Regions from separate parts of the Homo sapiens genome. Here regions 2 and 3 are each linked to region 1. A link is a contact called in ENCODE Hi-C or POLR2A ChIA-PET data. All regions are on one chromosome and are shown on one strand. Each heading gives the region's core, a stretch centred on a gene start or an enhancer-like site at or near the end of the contact. The rest is flanking DNA. Distances are from core to core; before and after follow the strand shown.

Region 1 (4,355 bases), core at 1,167-3,666:
TGGGAGGCCGAGGTGGGTGGATCACCTGAGGTCAGGAGTTCCAGACCAGCCTGGCCAACATGGTGAAACCCTGTCTCTACTAAAAAAACAAAAATGAACCGGGCGTGGTGGTGTGTGCCTGTAATCCCAGCTACTTGGGAGGCTGAGGCAGGAGAATCGCTTGAACCTGGGAGGTGGAGATTGCAGTGAGCTGACATTGCACCATTGCACTCTGGCCTGGGTGACAGAGCAAGACTCTGTGTCAAAAAAAAAAAAAAAAAAATAAGAGAAAGTGACATCTGACTCTTGAAAGATTAGCAAGACAAAACAAGGAATGATGTTTTAGGCAACAAGAACAATATATGTAGATAAGAAAAGCATAATTTTTAAAAAGCATATTTGGGAAATAATGAGAAGTTTCATGAGGACATTGGGCATGAGGGGTCAAGGTGACAGATGCAATTGGAAAGGTAGGATAGATCTAGCTTGTCTGAAGGATGTCTTGTGCTTTGAACCTGTGGACCAGAGGATATGGATACTTTCAGACAATTGCATGATCAAATGTTTTGTTTTAGGAAGATAATTTGGAGGCGAAAAGACTGAAATGTGAAGGTACTGGTAATACATATGGAGAATAGTTAGGATACTATTAGAATAGTCTGGGGGAGAAATAATGAAGGCTTCTTTAACCAAGGCTGCAACAATAGGGGTGTAGAGGGGCAAACTGAGCAGCATTTCCCAGGTACTGTAGGGAACTTGGGTACAGTTGGATATGTGAGACAACGAATAGTGAGTCATTACTATCCTCCACTTTTCTTTTATCTTCCTTTTAAAAACTTCCCTGTCCTGGTCTCTCTTTAATTTTAAGGAAAAGAGCTGCTAAAATGTGTGCTTTATAGAGAAAGAAGCTTACTAGACCTTACATGTTCTCACTTATGGCATTTAGTGATAACCAGGGTGTCCCTAAGCAATTGAATAGTGATACCAGACCAGCTTCTGCATGGTACAGCTTTAATGTATTATTGTTTGAACTTCATTAATAATTAGACTTGCGACGAAAGTAACCAGTTCAAGTGATCTTATAATCAACTTTGTGCCTCAGCACCTGGAACTTTGAGAGAGCCACTGTGTTCATTTATCAGGAGGCATTCTGCTTCCTCTGTGGTGTGCCATTCCCTGACTTGGTAAAGAATATTGTCTCTCTGGCAGTTTTGTATTAGTGAGTTATACAAAGGAGGTCATAGCAAACCACCTGTACTTTAGAAAGTTAACACAGAAACACTGAAGAGGTATTTCTTCTTTGTGGTACTTCTTATATTCAAGCTTGGCTCTATTTCCGTAGCACACCAGTCCAGGCTCTCATTTTCTCACATTCGATTGACTACAAGAGCTTTCTGACTTGTCTACCTTCAGTCTCTTCCTCTCTTAAGCTGTCCTGCCCTCTGCTATTAGATTAATCTTTCTAAAAGGTAATCTTCGTAGCATTCCTCACCTACTTGTTGTCCAGTACCCATCTTTTTGGAATTCCATTTTCATCATAATTTGGCCTCAGATGTACTTACTGGCCTCAAATGTACCTATTGGACACATTGGGATGAAGTCTTGTTCTGTTGCCCAGGCTGGAGTGCAATGGCATGATCTCGGCTTACTGGAACCTCCATCTCCCAGGTTCCAGTGATCCTCGTGCCTCAGCCTCCTGTGTAGCTGGAATCACAGGCGTGCACCACCACAACTGGCTAATTTTTTTGTATTTTTAGTAGAGATAGGGTTTCACCATGTTGCCTAGGCTGTTCTCGAACTCCTGAGCTCAGGCCATCCTCTCTCTTCAGCCACCCAAAGTGCTGGGGGTTCAGGTGTGAGCCACTGCAGTCAGCCTGTTTTATGCTTTTAAGTTTCTTCTCTTTCCTGAAGTAGTTGACTGTTACATAACATGTATTATCCAAAGTTCACAGGATACTCTAAATACCAATATTATGATATCCTTATTTTTAAATATAGAAACCTTTCTCCTCTTACCAAAAACCACAGTGACTCAGCTACTTGCATGTCTAAAATGGTCTCTGCATTTTTCTGTGGCTAGTCTTTATGATGGTTATAGATCAGTAATAGCCTTTTTGGAAGCATAATATTATGTATTAATCATGGCATTCTTAAGGAATCACTGCAATTAACCAGGTAGACCAATTTAGTTGGACCGTGGTCTGTTTTTTTAGTATGTAAAAACATGGGTTCAGGGGATTAAAACAACTCAACATTCATGAAGAATATATTTTCAGATGCTCTTACATTCCCTGATTTTTCAATACTGCTACGATTTTTTTTTACAGAGTTTCTTTACTTATGAAATTGATATAAAATAACTGCCTTGTCATAAGAATGTATAATAACTGAGAAGGGCAAAGACTGTAAGCTAAATTTACTCAGCATCTGCTACATGGGAGTGACTCAGTTCATTGCTCAGCAAACCCACAAGTTACTGTGTTGTGTCTCTGTGGGGTCTCCTGGGGAGAACAGAAACAATAAATGTTAAATCTGTAAATGTGTCAAGGGGTCACTGTGGTTGACTCTTGGTTGCTAAAGGAAACAGAGGTTCTAAGGCCCTGTAAAATTATAATATTTCAAAGTGAAAATGAATGAATTAATAGAAGAAGCTGAGACAAGGATCTTATTTTGTGTTTGTTTTCCTCTCAATACCCTTGCCAATTAACATTTTTTGAATCTCTTGCTCTTCTCCACTGTAAGCCTGCCCTGATATTTTCTAATTGGATACAGAGATAATACATAACTGGCCAGGTGTGGTGGCTCATGACAGTAATCTTGGCACTTTGGGAGGCTGAGGTGTGCAGAGCACTGGAGGCCAGGAGTTCAAGACCAGCCTGGCCAACATAGTGAAACCCCATCTCTACTAAAAATACAAAAAAATTAGCTGGCTGTGGTGGCTCACACCTGTGGTTCCAGCTGCACAGGAGGCTGAGACACGAGGATAACTGAAACCTGGGAAGCAGAGGTTGCAGTGAGCCGAGATCATGCCACTGCATTCCAGTCTGGGAGACAGAGCAAGACTTTGTCTCAAAAAAAAAAAAGAGAATACGTAACAAAGAAGTAAGAAAACAATTTCAAGTGGTGATAAATGTCATAAAAGAAATAATACAAATTTTTTACTGCCCTTCATTAGATAAAGATAGTAAGAGAGAAGGCCTCTGGGCCGGGCACGGTGGCTAATGCCTGTAATCCTAGCACTTTGGGAGGCCAAGGTGGGTAGATCACCTGAGGTCAGGAGTTCGAGACCAGCCTGACCAACATGGTGAAACCCCGTCTCTACTAAAAATACAAAATTAGCCAGGCATGATGGCTGGCTATTTTTGAATGCCAGTAATCCTAGCTACTCAGTAGGCGGAGTCAGGAGAATCGCTTGAACCCAGGAGGCAGAGGTTGCAGTGAGCCAAGATTGCGCTATTGCACTCTAGCCTGGGCGACAAAAGTGAAAAAAAAAAAGAAAAGAGAAAGCCTCTGTGAGCAAAATGACATTGGAATTGAATGATGCAGTAGAGCTAGCCATATGAAGATTGGCGGCAAAAACGGTGCAGAGGCCCTTCTGAAATTCTGCTGCATCTATTTGAAGCCATGAGTGTGTGTGTGTGTGTGTGGGCAGGGGGCGGGGGGTATGTGTTTATGTATGGTGGGAGAGCTAGAGTGGGAGGAGGCTGTGCAATCTATTACCACCTTTGTTTCACAACATGGACTTGTCCATTTCAAGAAAAAAAAAATGAGGCTGAGCGTGGTGGCTTACACCTGTAATCCCAGCACTTTGGGAGGCTGAGGTGGGTGGATCACTTGAGGTCAGGAGTTCGAGACCAGCCTGGCCAACATGGTGAAACCCCGTCTCTACTAAAAATACAAAAATTAGCCTGGCGTGCTGGCACGTGCCTGTAATCTCAGCTACTTGGGAGGCTGAGACAGGAGAATTGCTTGAACCCAGGAGGCAGAGGTTGCAGTGAGCCAAGATCGTGCCATTGCACTCCAGCCTGGGTGAAGAAGAGAGACTCCATCTCAAAAAAAAAAAAAGAAAAAAAAATGAATGTCCCTATCTTGACATATTAATTTTGTAGAAATAAATTCACTTGCTAATACATGGGTTGGCCCATATAACTCCTCCATTGAAAATATTATTTTTTACAGTGACAGCTGTTAAACATATACCTAACATTCTATGTAATATGAAGATGAAGATGTTAGAGATTGCAAATTTAATAGGGAATTGGAGATGGACCATAGGAAGAAGGTAGAGACAATTCACAACTTACTAGGATGAGTACAACACCTCATTATTTTTTAACAGCAATGACAATACACACACATAAAGATAAAAAAATGCT
Region 2 (4,355 bases), core at 892-3,391, 400 kb after region 1:
GTCACCAAGTACTTCTGATTCTACTTCCTAAAATCCATTCCTTTTCCTCAGTTCCCACTGCCATTGTCTTAGCTGAGGTCTTAATTATCTCTGCTTCCCATCTCTCTAAGCCAGCCCCCATCTGGCCAATAATTCTTTTTCCAAACACAAATCTGACCGGATCCTTCCTCTGCTTAAAAACTCAAAAATGGCTTCCTATAGGAGGGAGTTCACCCTTCTCAGTCTAGCAGTGTAATTCCTATTACACGCTATTCCCTACCTGCCATTGACTTTGCATACCCTCTTTCCTTTGTTCAAAACACACTTTCCCTAGGAACTCCTAGTCATTTCCAAGACCCTGCTCATCCATCACTTCTGTGGTGTGGACTTCACAGATAATTCTGGGGAAGGATCTCCTGCCCTCTCCCCTGGATTAGTCAGTGCCCTGTAGCTACTGCTATTACAATGTATATTATCCTGAACTGCAGTTTATTTCTGTATCTGTCTCACTTACCAGACTGAAGCTCCTCAAAAACAGAAACCATCTCATTATCTTTGGACTCCAAGGCCCTGGTATACTGGCCTGCACACGGTAGGTTTGGCAAATGTTGAATGAATGTATGGAATGGATGCATCTCCCTCTTTGGTGAAATCAATAACTTAGTTTGTTGAGTGTTTATTATTCTCTTGGGTTTAGTCTTTAGGGAAGAGGACAGAAGTCATACTCATTTCACAGGCCAAATATTGACAATGCATGGAGGCCAAAGAAACTTTTGTTTTACAACGCATCTCTTTCCTAAAATTGTATCTGGGATGGGGACAGAGAGGCAGAATTTCAGACAAAAGGAAAGACTTGGTCAGATTTTCCTGTACAGCTGCCTCTCCAGCCCAGCACTGGGTGAAGGGCAGGCACATCAGACTAAGTGGTTGATGCAACTGAACCAGTTTAAAGGCTGGTAAGACGCTTGCAGAAGTCTTTAGATAGAACTTGCAAACCATTTGCAAAAGGGTTAGGAACAGGTTGCATCAATGCTATGTTTAAGTCCTGCTCTTTGTAACTCAAGGCTCTCCCATTATCTAACAGAACTTCAGAATGAGGGTTCCTTAAAATTAGCTTCAGGTCCTTATGAGCTGTAGCTGAGCAAATGAAATGCAACTGCTTTAGAAGGGAGGAGCTTCCAAGATGCTCCAGTGGTCTTTTCCTTCCCTTCCTCGTATAACGCAATCGGTGGCACAATCCCGCTAAGTAGCATGGCATGCTGGCTGCCGGTGTTCTGTTAAATTAGGGTGAGTGCTTGTCTGTGCTTCAGTTTCCCTTTCGGTTAGGCAGGACTGGTCTTCCCACTAGCTATCATCTATAGTTTACTTAACTCTATTATCATATGATGAATCCCGTAAAGCTCTTCAGAATGTTAGGGAAACAGGTCCTATTATGTCCCCCACTCTACCTTCATGGGTGGGATGGGGGGTCTGGGGGTGGGACCACTGAGAGTCAAAGAAGTTAGGAAGTAATCTGTGTCACAGCAAGCTCCCTGGAAACTCTCAGAATAGCAAACAGGTTTCCTCTCCGCCCCTGGCTCCACGCCATATTTTCGTTTTGGCTAGTTCCTTAGCTCCAGAGAAAATCTGGCTTCACCTAGAATGGTTTAGAAACACCTAAGCCCGCGATGCTTTCCGGAGGGTCTCAGGCCTTAGCTTTCTCAGTAAAAAACAGAATTTCCATGTGTCCCCTTCAAAGCGCTCCTACCGGCAGCTGGAGTAAGGTAACTCCACCGCCGACCTCCGAGGAGTTCATGTGGACTCAGCCCAGGCGCAGAGAGGAAGACTCCTGAGAGTCCTCGCGAAGGAGGGAAACACACCAGAACTAAAGTTGTGAAGGCGCAAGAGGCTACTTAGGAATAATTCCTTGTATCTCTGGGGCAGGTCTCATCCTTCTAAAGACAGGAGTGACTGGGCGTCTTCTTCCAAACAGAGGGCGCTTAAAAATGTATTTTTAAAAAACATAACAGAAAGTCCTGAAACTCACCTTTCGGTCCGCGGAAGGGCTTCCTGCAGGCCCAGGGAATCTCCTGGTTGCTGCCCCGTCTGACAGCGCCCCGGGCCCTGGAGGGAGGTGTGGGTTCCTTTTTGGTTGCCTCTGCACTCCCACCCCGAGCCAGGTCTGGCGTGTAGGGCCCCGGCGCCGGCCAAGGTCGTGGGAGCCGCCCGCCCCGCCCCGCCCCGCCCCGCTCCACCCCCGCGCGTACCTGCCGCTGCCGCCGAGGGCAGCGCCCTCTGTGTTCCCTGCCTTCCTACGGGCCGACGCCTGGCATAGTTGAGGTTTCGCTCCAACTCTGTCCTGCCCCTGATGTCACAGGCACAACTTCCTGAATCTGGCTCGCCGTTCCGCCCGCTCCAGGGGCTCGGCCCAGGCTTTCCACCCTGGGCCAGCCCACCTCGGGTGCCTCTGGCCTTGGGCGCACACGCCCCAGACGCGCCCTCCCTCCCCGTCTTCCCGCCGGTGGCTCCCCACTCCCCGCCCCCCGCCATTACGTGTCCTTGCCCCCTCAGTCCCGGAACACGCCTCCTTCAGGACACAGCGGCTGCGGAGCCAGCCCCGGTGTCTCTCACAGACGCACCAGTGTTCCAGGAATGGGACACAGAACTCCGGGCAAACCCGGCTTCAGGGAAAACAGCTGCCTAAATAGAGGGCCTTCCTGGAAGGGGTGGGAGGCGTTGGAGAGGGATACCATGCGGCAGGTTGGGTGAAGGCTCCGATGTCTTATCGGGACAAATGAGCATGACAGTCCCCTCTAGCCAACGCCGGTTGCTCCAAGGGGTGCAGGTGACATCTCAGAAGAGTCTTTGTCTCTGCTGCCTGGAGGCGCTAAGGAAAACTGCGCCCCAGGAGCTGTCTGTCACAAGCAAATGACGGAGGGGAAAGCTGACTTCAAAAAGTTCTCAGGGGTTCTTCCCTCTCATCCTCAGCTGCTCTCCATCTACTTTCTATTCAGATCTCTTGGCTCTAGTTCCGAGCACATGGGATGCTAGGAAATGAAAAGACCTGCGCCCCTTTGAATAGGGGACTCCAGACACAAAGCTCTGATGATTCAGAGCTTGTTCAGTGCCTCCAGGGATACTGTGGGTGGGAAAAGAGGGGGATGCCAGGACCTGGCTGTGGATCATTTCAGGGGCCTCCTCAGTGTCATCCTGGGAGGTCCTCCCTGACAAGGGCCTGAAATGCTGTTCCCTCGACTGTATTTGCCAGGTACACAGGTACCAGGTGCCAGGTGCTGAACCAGGACTTGCCCTCCATCGACTGTGCCTGAGTATGGGTGTCCTTTGGCTTCTCCAAGTGGGCATTAAAATGACTGCTGCAACCAACTGTCACAACTGAGATTCAAGAGATTCCTTTCTGTTTATTCAGGAGAAACCACGTGGCTCTGAGTTGAAAGGCCAAAGAGAAAACCCACCATCCAGCCTGAAACGCCAAAAATGGCTAGAAAAAGAGGAAAATAAGTTATTTATTTATTTATTTATTTATTTTTTACAGAGGAAGACTAGATTCACAAGCCGGGAGAAGCTCAAATCTGTAATGACACTTTGAGCCTGCAGTTGTCTACCTATGTACAATGTACCTATGTACCTATGTAGGTTCCTCTAAAACTCCTGGAGCCTAAGGCCAGAGTATAGAGTCTAACAGGGCCATGAGGAAGACAGGCCTGGGATGGATGATAGTAAGGCCTTGAATGCTGGCCTGAAAATTTGGGAATGGGGATCTCCTGCCTGGAGGTTTACACACAGTGTATCATTCAACCTTTCACAACACATTTATGAGAGGTAGTATTATCCTCATTGTACAGGTGAGGAAATTGTGGTTGAGAGGAAGCTAAGGAAGTTCCTCAAGGTCACATAGCTAATAAATGGTAGAGCCAGGTTTGAATCCAAGTGTTTCCAACCGCCGCTCCCCCTGACCCAGTGCATCCTTTTACCACCATATCATCTAGTAGAGGAGGAACTTGCCTTCTGTGAAGGAATTCCACACTTGAGCAGGGATCATGTACAGGTCTTGAATGACGCCTATTGCGGGGAGGCCATAGAAAATACTTTCCTGAAAGTCTGGAGCAACATTACAGATTGGTTCTGGCCAGGGTGATGGGTATGTAGGGTTGCTTTTAAGAGAAAAGAGGAAGAAACTAAATGAGAAAAACAGGGGCAATCGAATTGAGCTCAGGGCTTCATGGACATGGTTGTCTGATCGTAGAAAGGAAACCAGGGCCATCCATAAGATGGTATCTCTAGCTATCTCAATTCATAAGGAGAAAAGTCTAATGCTGAAAACCAGAAAATTCTGTGGCAGAGAAATCAGGGACTTATAGGTGGGCTGGATGGTGGAT
Region 3 (4,355 bases), core at 977-3,476, 350 kb after region 1:
GAAGTCTACATAAGCTCCATGCGTGGGACCCTCCCTGGACACAATATGAAGTGGGTGTTTTTCTTTGGCCCGTGTGCCCCACATCTCTCCCTGAAACCCAGTGCCCTCCCTGGCCTCCTGGTCAGGAACCTCACTCAGGCCTGTCCTCCCGGGCTGCACATTTCCTTTCCCTTGGCCATTACCATTTGCCTTTTCTGAAGCCTGTGTTAAAGTGATCCAGCAAATGAACTGATGCCAATGGGAAAGAGACTGAAAGGGAGTCAACATGTTTGGTGAATTATTTAATTCTCCTCCCAGGTACTCTGTTTGCATGTTAACTGCAATGAGGGGATAATTCCTGTTCTAAGGTTGTTCAGGCCAACAGTGCCAGCAAGTAGAGGATGTATTTTTTAATAGAATTATTTTTTAATAGGAGACTTTCACACAGCATTTAGGCAGCGATCTAGTCTTCCCATGTGTACTATCATTCCCGCTTTTAAATTCTGAATTACAATGGTAGGGTTAGTGGAGTTTTAGCGTTCCTTATGTACACTGATTTGTCCATGAGGAGGGTTTCAGAATTTAGAAAGCTCCTGGCTACTCATGTCTTGAATGCTGAGGCACTGTTTAGAGGACACGGCATTCAAATGGAAGGTGAATATTTTGATACCTCCCTGCACGCACCAGCTCTCCCCAGCCTCTATCTTCATTTTAGCTCTGATTAGAACTGGCATGCATGCAGCCTGGCAGGAATGTGTGGCTTAAGGCTTGCTCCCCACTCAGACTGTCCAGGTGGGCCCTCAACTTTTGACTTCCACTCAAGTTATATCAGAAAGTCCATTTTCCCTTCATGAAGCAAATTCCAGCAAGGTAATGATGTGTAAATTTAGTTTCTGATTCTGAGTCTTCTAGTGGGGGCAGGGAGGCTATCTTATGAGCTCCACCATTAAGATGTTATTCATCTATTTAGAGATCATAATGCAAACATAAAGAGCTAGGCATTCAGAATGGTGCAGAATGAATTCTAGGGCTAACCAATGATTTACAGCTGATTTCGAGTCCCACCTGCATGGGCCACAGTGGGGACACAACCAGGGATGGATCCCAACCTGGGGGCATTTGGAAATGTGACTGGGGAGCTCTGGAAGCATTTAGTGGGTTGGGACCAGGGATGGATTTTTAAATGCTGGCACCTGAAAAAGAAAAAAAAAATTAATGGGTACCTGGATGAAAGGGAGAGCTAGAAATGGCACAAATCATTTGTAATCATCCATTCCTAATCCTGAAATAAAAGACATTCAAGGTTCTGACACACACTACTGTGTCTGTGTGTGACTGACAGGGGATGCGATGTTAATGGCTTCTCCTGATCTTTGAAGGTTCAGCTGCCTGGGCCATCTTTCCCAACCTGGTGAATCCTAGAGGGGGAGAGTGGGCCTCAGAGGGACATTTTGATGAGATGGATGGTGACCAACTTGATCCCCTCTGAGTTTGGGCACAGACCTTTCATGGGCCTGCCATGAACCCCTCCAGTCCTCATTCTCACTCTCTACACTCTGAACATTAGGATGGCTTCAGTTTCTAGAAGGTAGAAAATCCTTCTGCAGAAAAAGACCTCCCACATTTGGGTGAAAACCTGCTTTACCTTTCTTTATCCCAGTGCCCAGGTTTAGATCATCACAAACATGTCTTTAAGAGAGCCTCTGCACAGATTCTTAGAAAGCAGCCCTGGGAACCTTCTATGTAAATTAGCTAAGCTGTGCTCATTTAAAGAAGGTTACTAAGGGAGACACTGCACGTTATTTCAAGCTGTGGTTAACTTTCTGTACAAAGTCTAGAGGGAGGCGGAAATGTGTATGACTAGCATGACAATATACCTTTCTTGGATTGGAGAAAACTACTGGAGACAGACCTGTCTGCTGTGTTTGCGTGGAAGTGGCCTCCGTGGCCCCAGAATCCTCCTGCTTTTTCTGGGTGAGGCATAAACGAGCTGCTGGTGAGATTGCAGACTTGGAGGGGGCAAATTAGGACCTTCCCTTTTAACATATGCTACCAACTCTGCATATTCACCCCACCCACTCCAAAAACGTTTTTGAGAGCAAGGACCTTCTTATTTTTGTGTTCACAGAGCCAAGCATGTGCTGCTCCACAGCAGGTATTCAGTAAATGTTCCCTAAAAAACAAGTGAAGTTGTAGACCAGAGGTTCTCACACTGTAGCCTGCGTCAGATCATCGGAAGGGCTTGTCAAGGCATAGGTTGCCGGGGCCCAACCTGTAGTTTCCGGTTCTGTAGGTCTGGGCTGGGGCCAAATAATTTGCATTTCTTTTTTCTTTTCTTTTTTTTTTTGAGATGGAGACTCACTCTGTCACCCAGGCTGGAGTGCAGTGGCACGATCTTGGCTCACTGCAACCTCCACCTCCCGGATTCAAGCAATTCTTCTGCCTCAGCCTCCAGAGTAGCTGGGACTACAGGTGTGCACCACCATGCCAGGCCAATTTTTGTATTTTCAGTAGAGACGGCGTTTCACCATATTGGCCAGGCTGGTCTTGAACTCCTGACCTCATGATCTGCCTGCCTCGGCCTCTCAAAGTGCTGGGATTACAGGTGTGAGCCACCGTGCCTGGCCCATTTGCATTTCTAACAAGTTCTCAGGGGATGTGGATGCTGCTGGTCTGGGAACCCCACTTGAAGAGCCATTGATAGATAGCTCTCTCTTGCTAGCGTGCAAGAAGCCCCCCATTGAAACAAGGAAGGCATAGGTGGATTGGTGTCTCAGAAAGAACCCTGGACTTGGAATCTCAGGACAGAGATTTGAGTCCCAGCTCTGCTGTTTGTGGACGGTGGGACCTTAAGAAGTTCCTAGAGTCTAACCTTTTTGAATTTGTTTCCCCACGGGACTAAGAGCTGCCCTGCTCACTTCACAGGGTTGCTGTGAGAGTGAGATGAGAATGCACATGCGAAGAAGATCGCTAAACTTAGAGCTGAGATATAAATGTAAGAATCTTTATTGCAGGAACAGAGCTTGATGAAGCTTGTGATTGATATGGGCCCTTATTGCCTTTTATGAGCAGAAAAAGAAAGCTTGTAAAAGGATGAAAAATATGATAGGGAAACAGGAGATACATAAGCAAAATAATTAAAGCAGTTTTCCAGATGGGATGTAATGAAGGACTGAATTTTACATGTGTCTCCAGAAGGGCTCTGGAAGTTCAGGAGTGTTTGTGTGTAGGTGTGTGTGTGTGTGTGTGTTAGGAGGGTGCATGGGAAGACCAATAAAGAGAATCTTCTTTAGAAGTGGCCTTGAGCTAGGCTTTGAAGGGATGGTTGGGATTTGGACAGATGAGGGCAGAGAGAAATCTCCTGGAAGGTGGGCTGGTCCACAGTGGAGGGTGTGTGGTGGAGATGGTGGGATGCAAGACTGTGCATAGGGCACAACCAACCTACAGGCCTGCAAGGCATGGAAGAGGAATTCACCTCCACGTGGTATGAAGTAGACTGTTAGGCCTGAGATGATGAAAATGGACGTCTAAACTCCAGAGGGGCTGGCAGGCAAGAAGCCAGAGAGAAGGCTGTTTTGTTAACACAGACCCAGGATGAGAGAAGGCCGAGGGTGGCTGTCATGGGAGCAGAGACATAGGGGTGTATGTGAGTGACCTGCAGAGGGAGGGCTTGAGAAGAGGTATGAAGGGATTTCCAAACATGGCTCCAGGTTCCAGGTCTGGGTGGTGTGGAGAAGGGTGGACCCAAGGCAGAGTGGGTAGAGTGGAGAGTGGTGCTCTTGTGTGTGGTGTGGTCAGGGACTTGGGGAGAGTTGTTATGTTTGGATATTTGATCTGACTGTGGAGCTTCCAAGTGAAAATGCTATGAGAACTGTTGGAGAAACAGGCCTGAAGTTGGGGTACAGGCCAGGAAAGACAGCTTGTTCCCATGTGTCATGTTCCCATTTGGGCTGTTTTGAGAGAGCGGTGACTACCTGTGACATGACTGGCTGCATCTTTGGCATTTTCATGCCTAGAGATCTTCCTGCTGGGTCCTCTTTTGATCATCTCCTCGGTGGCTAACCCTGGGCTCTCGCCTCCGTCTCTTCTCTCCTGCAGGGGATGCTCTTACTTACCACAATGGATGGAAGTTTACAACTTTTGACAGAGACAATGATATCGCACTCAGCAACTGTGCCCTGACACATCATGGTGGCTGGTGGTATAAGAACTGCCACTTGGCCAACCCTAATGGCAGATATGGGGAGACCAAGCACAGTGAGGTAGGTGACAGGTGAATGTCTTTTCTGTCCCAGGGTATGTCCATATTCAGCTTCCAAATGGACACCCTCCAGGCCAGTCTGGCAGCCCCTCTCCTTCTGAAGCTTCCAGTCAAA

The links. Hi-C counts contacts between places; a loop is a spot of excess contacts on that map. ChIA-PET counts read pairs that join two places held with the same protein, here RNA polymerase II (POLR2A). Pooled maps may share reads with other maps.
Region 2: a loop to region 1 is called in a map of CD8-positive, alpha-beta T cell, with 1.8 times the contacts of the local background. The contact joins the promoter of KIAA0040 here to the enhancer-like site in region 1. A Hi-C loop is called at or near these places in 1 of 168 maps with a recorded cell type or tissue (CD8-positive, alpha-beta T cell), 1 of 37 single-sample maps with no recorded cell type and 7 of 50 pooled maps.
Region 3: a pooled map shows a loop between it and region 1 (3-fold over the local background). The contact joins two enhancer-like sites. A Hi-C loop is called at or near these places in 4 of 168 maps with a recorded cell type or tissue (HCT116, IMR-90, endothelial cell of umbilical vein and 1 more), 7 of 37 single-sample maps with no recorded cell type and 11 of 50 pooled maps. POLR2A ChIA-PET finds 5 or more read pairs at or near these places in 1 of 52 experiments (activated T-cell).

Annotation. Positions count from the first base shown.
Region 1 is chr1:174,787,160-174,791,514 of GRCh38, forward strand. The region is part of intron 18 of RABGAP1L (RAB GTPase activating protein 1 like); the gene reads left to right. Among named protein-coding and RNA genes, the nearest start is that of RABGAP1L-AS1, 160 kb to the right of the region's middle. RefSeq lists an enhancer at 2,336-2,395. Within about 2 kb of position 2,417, at least 3 of the 41 ENCODE cell types and tissues checked have a DNase peak (open chromatin) inside an H3K27ac peak, as active enhancers do.
Region 2 is chr1:175,190,635-175,194,989 of GRCh38, forward strand. It overlaps KIAA0040, which reads right to left and starts at 2,142. Exons shown (of 4, transcript NM_014656.3): 1 at 2,006-2,142. RefSeq lists enhancers at 1,345-1,394, 1,535-1,584, 1,825-1,974, 2,695-2,804.
Region 3 is chr1:175,140,310-175,144,664 of GRCh38, forward strand. TNN (tenascin N) reads left to right here. Exons shown (of 19, transcript NM_022093.2): 18 at 4,078-4,241. Among named protein-coding and RNA genes, the nearest start is that of KIAA0040, 50 kb to the right of the region's middle. Within about 2 kb of position 2,227, at least 2 of the 41 ENCODE cell types and tissues checked have a DNase peak (open chromatin) inside an H3K27ac peak, as active enhancers do.